2 separate regions of the Homo sapiens genome follow, and region 1 is linked to region 2. Evidence: chromatin contacts called from ENCODE Hi-C or POLR2A ChIA-PET data. All regions are on one chromosome and are shown on one strand. The core of a region is the stretch at or near the end of the contact, and the rest is flanking DNA. Distances in the headings are between cores, read along the strand shown. Region 1 overlaps SH3KBP1 (SH3 domain containing kinase binding protein 1). Region 2 overlaps SH3KBP1 (SH3 domain containing kinase binding protein 1).

The links. A loop is a pair of places that touch in the nucleus more often than their neighbours do. ChIA-PET counts read pairs that join two places held with the same protein, here RNA polymerase II (POLR2A). Pooled maps may share reads with other maps.
Region 1: a loop to region 2 is called in a map of breast epithelium, with 9 times the contacts of the local background. The contact joins two enhancer-like sites. A Hi-C loop is called at or near these places in 8 of 168 maps with a recorded cell type or tissue (CD4-positive, alpha-beta memory T cell, Right ventricle myocardium inferior, breast epithelium and 3 more) and 3 of 50 pooled maps. POLR2A ChIA-PET finds 5 or more read pairs at or near these places in 2 of 52 experiments (activated T-cell and activated naive CD4-positive, alpha-beta T cell).

Annotation. Positions count from the first base shown.
Region 1 is chrX:19,749,040-19,752,899 of GRCh38, forward strand. All of the region lies in intron 2 of SH3KBP1 (SH3 domain containing kinase binding protein 1), which reads right to left. Among named protein-coding and RNA genes, the nearest start is that of SH3KBP1, 140 kb to the right of the region's middle. Within about 2 kb of position 2,197, at least 4 of the 41 ENCODE cell types and tissues checked have a DNase peak (open chromatin) inside an H3K27ac peak, as active enhancers do.
Region 2 is chrX:19,577,765-19,581,577 of GRCh38, forward strand. The region is part of intron 12 of SH3KBP1 (SH3 domain containing kinase binding protein 1); the gene reads right to left. Among named protein-coding and RNA genes, the nearest start is that of MAP3K15, 64 kb to the left of the region's middle. Within about 2 kb of position 1,364, at least 2 of the 41 ENCODE cell types and tissues checked have a DNase peak (open chromatin) inside an H3K27ac peak, as active enhancers do.

The DNA of each region.
Region 1 (3,860 bases), core at 947-3,446, 170 kb after region 2:
CGATGTTCAACATCATTAGTCATTAGGGAAATGCAAATGAAAACCACAATGAAATACCCTTTCGTACCTACTAGGATGGCTAGAATTTTAAAAGAAAACAAGTGTTGATGAGGATGTGGAGAAACTGGAATCTTTGTATATTGCTAATGGGAATGTAAAATAGGGCAGCTCCTGTGGAAAACAGTATGGCAGCTCCTTAGAAAGTTAAATATAGAATTACCATCTGATCCAGCAATTCCACTTCTAGGTATATACTCAAAAGCATTGAAAGCAGGGACCCCAGCAGAATTGAAAGCTTTGCCCCCAAGGCAAACTTGTATGCCAGTGTTTACTGCAACTTTATACATAATAGCCAAAAGAAGGAAATAACCCAAGTGTCCATTAAGAGATGAATGGATAAACAAGATATGGTATATCCACAAAATGGAATATTATACAGCCTCGAAAAGGAATAAAGTTCTGATACATGCTACAACATGGATGAACCTGGAAAACATTATGCTAAGTGAAATAAAACACACAAAGGGATAAACATTGTATGAGTCCACCTATGTGAAATATCTAGAATAGGCAAATTCATAGAGATAGAAAGTAGATTAGAGGTTACCTGAAAGGTTGGGAGAGGCAGAATGGGAAGTTACTGTTTGATAGTTAAAGGGTTCTCTCAGGAGTAGTGAAAATGTTTTGGACATAGATAGTACGGATAGTTGCACAACATTCTAATGTAATTAATGCTACTGACTGTACACTTAAAATAACTAAAATGGTAAATTTTATGTTACATATATTACCACAATAAAATGAATAGAAGACTCCCACATGAATAGCAGCTAACATCTGAGTGCTTACCATGTGCCAAACCCCGCTCTAAGAGCTTCACCTGGACTGCAACTTTTAATCTACACTATGGCCCTACTCAGACACCCACACAAGACCCAGGGGGCTAAGCAAACTTGCTCAAGGTCAGACAAGTAGGAGCCAGGATTGGAACTCAACCTGTCTAGCTTCAGAGCTCATCTCTCTCATTTTTTTTTTCTTTTGAGACAGTCTCACTCTGTTGCCCAGGCTGGAGTACAATGGCGTGATCTCAGTTCACTGCAACCTCCACTTCCGGGTTCAGGCAATGGTCATGTCTCAGCCTCCCGAATAGCTGGGATTACAGGCACGTGCCACCTCACCCGGCTAATTTTTGTGTTTTTTAGTAGAGGCAGAGTTTCGCCATGTTGGCCAGACTGGTCTCAAGCTCCTGACCTCAAGTAATCCGCCCACCTTGGCCTCCCAAAATGCTGGGATTACAGGCGAGAGCTCATCTCTTAACCACTGTTTCCTGGAGTACTGCCTGGATTATAATCATGTCTTCCTGCCTACAATCTCTCCCCTCCCAGTTTAGCCTCTGCAAAATGGACACTCAAACGTCTGTTGTTCTTGTCAGTCCCTACAGAAATCTCCAGTTACTTCCAAAAGACCACAGGACAAGCTTTCATTCAAACACTTTTCAAATTGAACAGCAAACCACAAGTCTCTGTGTACTTGCTTCTGACTAAAAATATGTGACATGCATGCTGACCCCACAGAACCAATTACCATGCAAATATAAGTTGGGGGATGGTGCACTGCTTGGACAACACCTTATGTTCACAGAATCCTGACGTCATGGATTCCTATCCACAGGCTCTAAAAATAGGTGATGATGCTAGCAATGATACAACTGTACACTGGCAAAGGCTTATAAATTAAAGTGCTTTAGCAGCTATTTTTTCACTTGTTCCTAACAACAACACTGTCAGGAAAAAAAAAAACAACTGATTTTGCCAAACATATATTTTTATACATAAGAATAGTGAGACCCAGTCAGAGAAGATGCAAGATCAGATGAAGGCCACAAAGCTAGCAAGGGGCAGAGCTGGCCATGAAACCAAACTCTGAGCCTTCTAGGCAGAGCTCTCCTAGTACATCTCACCTCCTAAGAAGAACCAGTGGCATGACTATAGGAGGGAGACTCAAAACCACTCAGCCTGTGGCTCCAGTGGAAACCTTAGCTTCCCTCCACAGTTAAGTGATGTAACAGATCACCTTACCTATAAAGCCCAAGACTATTGAGGCCCAAATCTTTGAAGTCCCTTATTATCCATCCACATAGAAGAGCTCCTTCCTGCAGAGGAGGGTTGGCTTGGAACTAGAGCAACTCCTGCCTCTGTATATCTGCCAACAGCCAAGTACCTGGAGCTCTCCGAGGTTCTGATCCAGGTCATGGGACTCTGGATTTCCTGGGACTGGGGGTTCCTAGACCCCCGTCTTTAATTGCAACTTTCTGACCATCAGGCCCGTGTTTTTTTGCCATTTGTTAAGAACCTGGGTCCTATAATCTCAGTAGTAGAGGCCACACCCTGGACCAGAATTACAGGCCATGAGGGCTCATGGAAATGCATACATAACTGCCCACATATATAAATCAGCAATGATTTTGCTTGCTTAAAGACAATATAGAACAGACAGGGTATCAGCAAACCTCTTCAGAAAGCAAAGGAAACCCAGCTTCTCTTTATCTCAGATCTGATCTCTTTACAATGGAAACTCAGCATGTACAATAAAACCGAGGCCATCAATAAGGTATCAATGCTGCAAAGGACGCTTCAGCTGTGTCACAAGGACCACTTGAGAAAAGGAAGAGAACTCACACCATTCCCTTCCCAAAAGCACTGTACCAAACAGAGCCTGGGATGGCTCACCCACATTCAGAGACCAAAAAGCCAGAATAATGCCACTCTGGCAAAAATTCACGACACATTCAGCGGCCTGCAAACAGCAGCCTCACCGGGCAAACAGATGATGTGCATGCAACTGCGAGCTATGCTAGGATGGTCTGCTTTCTGATAAGCTGCGTTGCCTGGATCTGGCTGGCTGCTGAGCCAAGTTGGCTACCTCTTTTCTCTTCTCCCTCACCATCCGTTTCATACTTTACAGGTACTGGTGAGTTGGCTGGGTTCAGTGTTAACTCCTTTAAATTAACTGGTCAGTCTGTAACCAAAATACTACACAGTAAAATACCAAAATATGATCAGTTTGGGGGCCCCTCCCTCCTTTCATCCTTTACTTCTTTCACCATTCATAACACAGTTTAAGGCACAGGCTTCACGATGAATGGAGAATGATGCTGTGCATCAGAAAACCAGAACTAGTACTGACGTCATCATTTATCTGAGGTGTGACCTTGGGGGCAACACTTAAAGTCTCTATGCAGCCCTTCTGTCATCTGTAAAAGAGGTCTAACAACAAACACACCATCCGAGAGGTGTCTTCAGGATCAAAGAGTGAATTAGAGAGTAGTATACAAATTGATTATCTACTCTCATTATTAAATAGCAAATACTATTTTAAAAAGAACTATACATAACACAGATGAAATTCACAGTCATAATGTTGAATGACAGAAGCCAGACATAAAAGATGATGTACTGTATGATTCCAATTATGTGAAACCCAACAACAGGCAAAATTAATCATTGGTGAGAGATCTCAGAACAGCAGTTACACTTGGGGAGGTGTACCAGGGAGTCTCCTGGGAGGATGAAAATGTCCTATAACGAGGTCTGGGTGGTGGTTACACAGGTGTACATAGACCAAAATATTCATTGAACTGTACTTCTAAGACCTCTGCACTTCACTGCATGCAATTTCAATTTAAAAGAACAGCACAAATGCTTAAACTGAAAGAAGACAGATTCTTTTAAATTGAAATGTGCTGATATTTTCTCCTAGGAGGTCAGACATACACAAAGCTAGTGCTTGGGTATTTTAATGTTCATCTCAGGTGGTGAGATGTTTTCTGGGATCAACATCAATGGGGCAGGTGGTCGGAA
Region 2 (3,813 bases), core at 114-2,613:
CAAACCTTTTGGAGGTGAGCAAGGATGAAAGAAGAAAGAGCAAATCTACCGATTGCTACTGAACCAGAGTCCAAGTCCATATGGTGACTCTTTTTGGCAGCAACACACCCCTCTCCGCCGCCACCCCGTGCCCCAGAAAGGAGGTACGAGTGTTTGGGCTTCAACTGCCTACAAAATTTGACAAGGAGGAAAGAAAGCTGGGAAGAAAAGGAAAGGAAAAGAAATAGAAACGCCCCATTGCCTGTGCTTAGGAAACCACTGAGGCACACACCACACATCCTCTATTGTTCATCACTTTTCATTGCATTGGGAACAGATGATAATGGATGTCAAATGTGCAGATCCTAGAGAAACCACTCGAATTATCCTATCTTCTTTTTTTATGACAACTTTTTACTTTATTTCAATAGCTTTTGGGGTACACGTGATTTTTGGTTACGTGGATGAATTGTACAGCAGTGAAGTCTGGGATTTTGGAGCACCTGTCACCTGAGAACCTATCTTCTTTCTTTCTCCAACTCTGCAACCTTGCTTATCACTCCCTCCTAGTGTAAAACTACTGCATCTCATTGTTTACCTCTGTGGCCCTGTCCAGTCGGGTGCCTGAGGATACAAGGCCAACGCAAGTAAGCGCTCCCTTCCTGCTCTCCTGGCTGCCTACTTATAACATCTCAGACTTCAGCTCTGATTGTTAAAGGTGAGTAGAGACTACCCAGCTGAAGCCCCCATTTTATTACAGACAGAGGTCCTGTGCTCTGAGAGTGGGGAGTGATATACCCAAGGCCACCTAGTTGATTGGTGGCAGAGCTGGAACCAGATGGAAAGTTCCTCATGCCAAGCCAGTCCAATCTTTTCCTACCACATTTGGGATGGCAATAATGTAAGTGAGCATCCGTGTGCACAGGTTTTATGCTCCAAGAGATGTTTTTCTCTCAAATGAACAGCAACAAGAGGGCCCTGCCCATCTGTGAAGATAGCAGATGCAAAGCCAGTCCTTCAGAAGCATTCTGCCCCAGGAGGGATGTTACTGCTCATGGAACTTGGATCCTTCCATCAGGAAAGGACAAAATGGGAGTATCAGTAATCCCAGTTTCCTTTGCTCCTCAGATGGAGGGCAGGAGGAGCCTCCCTCCCTTTCCCAGAAATCCAAATCCAAAGGTTCTGCTGTTATCTGCTATGAGTCCCCACATACTCACCTGGTAGCCAAAAATGTCCCAGGAATCACAGGAACTTTTGGACTGAAAAAGTGGTACCATTTAAATGTGGGACAAGCAGAGGGAGGCCAGGGGCACAAGAAGCAGAAACCAGAGTGGTTTTCCTGGCAGCTCTCCCTTTGCATCGTGCGTCCTTGTCTGGATAAGCACAAACAAGCTGGGCTATTTATAGATGGTGAAGACACGCTGGAAGGTGATGGGAAAGTGCTCACTCAATTCCCCTCCAAATTCCTGTTCATTGTGCAGACTCTGCAAATATATCTGGAAGCAGGCCTCTCTCCAGAGCCCATCCAGGGCCTGACAAGCCCTGCAATCCACTATGGCACAAGGATGATGACATCCATAGACGTCGCCTGCAAACCCACAGCTTGACATCTCAAAGAGGCGCAAGGGGCTTTAAGGATGCTGAGCCCCCATCTTGGGCAGTGTCTGGAGGAACGAGAATTCATCATCATGTGACTGTGAGAAAAGTTTGCAGGGTGCCGTGTGGAGGAACCGTACTACTCAAAGACATAGCCCATGGAAAACACATTCTAGAAACCAATTAGTACAAAGCATGCGTGAGGTGTTAACATTTCCTACTGTTTCACTGCCTGATTCTGGCCATCAGTGGCAGGAAAATCCATGTGACTCAGCCTGGGCTGAGGCTAAATCCCATCACTATGGTTGATTCACTTTATGTGTGGGAGGAAGGAAAGAGAGTGAGAGAAGATAATATGTACAAGTGGAATGAGGTCAGCAAATCATGCAGATGTCCCTAAAGTATGACAAGGTACTTCCCCCCATGCCTGTGACCTATGGGACTACCTTCCATCAGTTGCTGGCCTTCCCTGGGTCCTGGCTCTTGCTGCAGCTGGGGGAGGCCACTCATGCTTCCACCCGGAGGATGTTCACTTTTCCACTCCCTTGGGGCCCCAGAGCCTGATGCAGGAACCCCTCCCCCATGGAGGTCACAGATTTAGTAAGTGCCTCTCAAGTTGCCAGGCAATGAGCTAGGCCCCTGAGGTGGAGCAGTTTGTTTAAACTCTCCACACCTGAGCAAGGTAGGCCTTGTGGTGTCATTTTGCAGGGGAGGGAACTGAGTGAGACTCAAGGTGGTGAGCACCTTGCACGAAGTCACAGGGTATCTAAGAAGAGGGTTGGGGTTTCAACCCCAGTGTGCCTGGCCCCAAAGCCCAAGCAAGCAGTGGGTGGGCCTGGTTACCATAGTTAACTACTACCTAGAAGAGGGCCAGGGCAAAGGTAGGCACTTAACGAGTATTTGAAACAAACAAATGAATCATACATACACATACACACATATACACACACACAAATTTTCTTTCCTTCCTGAATCTATATCTAGCACCCATTCTCCATCTTTTTTCCATAGCCAATTTCTCACAAGACAAGTCTACCCACGCTTGGCCGCTTGCCCATTCTCTCTTCAACTCACCCCAAATCTGTCTCCTGCCCACAACTGTTGCATGGAAATTGCTCGACTGGGATCACCAAGGGCCAACTAATGAGCAAAGCCTGGGTGTCCCTGGCTCTCGAGATGGCAGTGGTTCTCACAATGTGGTCCCCTGACCAGTAGCAGCAGCAGCAGCAGCACTGGGAGCTTGGGAGAAATGCAAATTCTCAGGCCTTAATTCAGACCTACTGAGTTAGAAACCTGGGGTGCCAGCAATCTGTGTTTCAACAAGCACCCCTAAACACCCGTGATTCGGATGCACGCCCAGGTGTGAGCACTGCTGATCAGTAGTTGCTCCACACTTCCTCCTTCTAGCTTCCATGACATCACACTCCTCCTACCCTTTTGGATGGCTCCTAGGCCTTCCTCCACCCTGTACGCAGTGATTTTCCCTGCTGCTGTCTCTACTCTTTCCTCCTCCTGTTCTCCGTAATCTCCTGCAGTGGTCATATCTATTCCATGCTTGTAACTACCATCTATAAGCCAATGGCATCCACCTCTGTAATTGCTTTTTTTTCTCTTTTTAATTATTTAGAGACAGGGCTTCACTCTGTCACCCAGGATGGACGGTGTGTAGTGGTGCAATCATTGCTCACTATGGCCTTGAACTCCCAGGCTCAAGTGATCCTCCCACCTCAACCTCTCAAGTAGCTGGGACTACAGACATGCAACACCATGCATGGCTAATTTTAAAACTTTGTAGAGATCTCTATGTTGCCTAGGCTAGTCTAGAACTCCTGGCCTTAAGTGATCCTCCTGCCTCTGCCTCTCAAAGCACCGGGATTACACATGTGAGCCACTGCACCAAGCCAACCTCTGTAATTTCTAGCCAAGACTTCTCTCCTGAATTCTCCAAAGATAAGTCTTCATCCTGATTTGTATTAAAGGAGGGAAACACACAAAAATCACACAAGGAATCACTAGGAATCTTTAGAAAGAAATTCACAACACCTGAGTAATCCCAATTCAAAATGATGGGCTAAGCATCCAAGTATTCAGTTTACCTGCTGACTTAGGGAACATTGCACACACTCACTAGCTTTCTCGTCCTCTTTTTTGATTAATGGATTGATTAGTTTATGCCTAATAAAAGCAAAGAGGTCTTTTCTAATGCTTTCTTTTGGTGGGCATGGGAGTTGGACACCT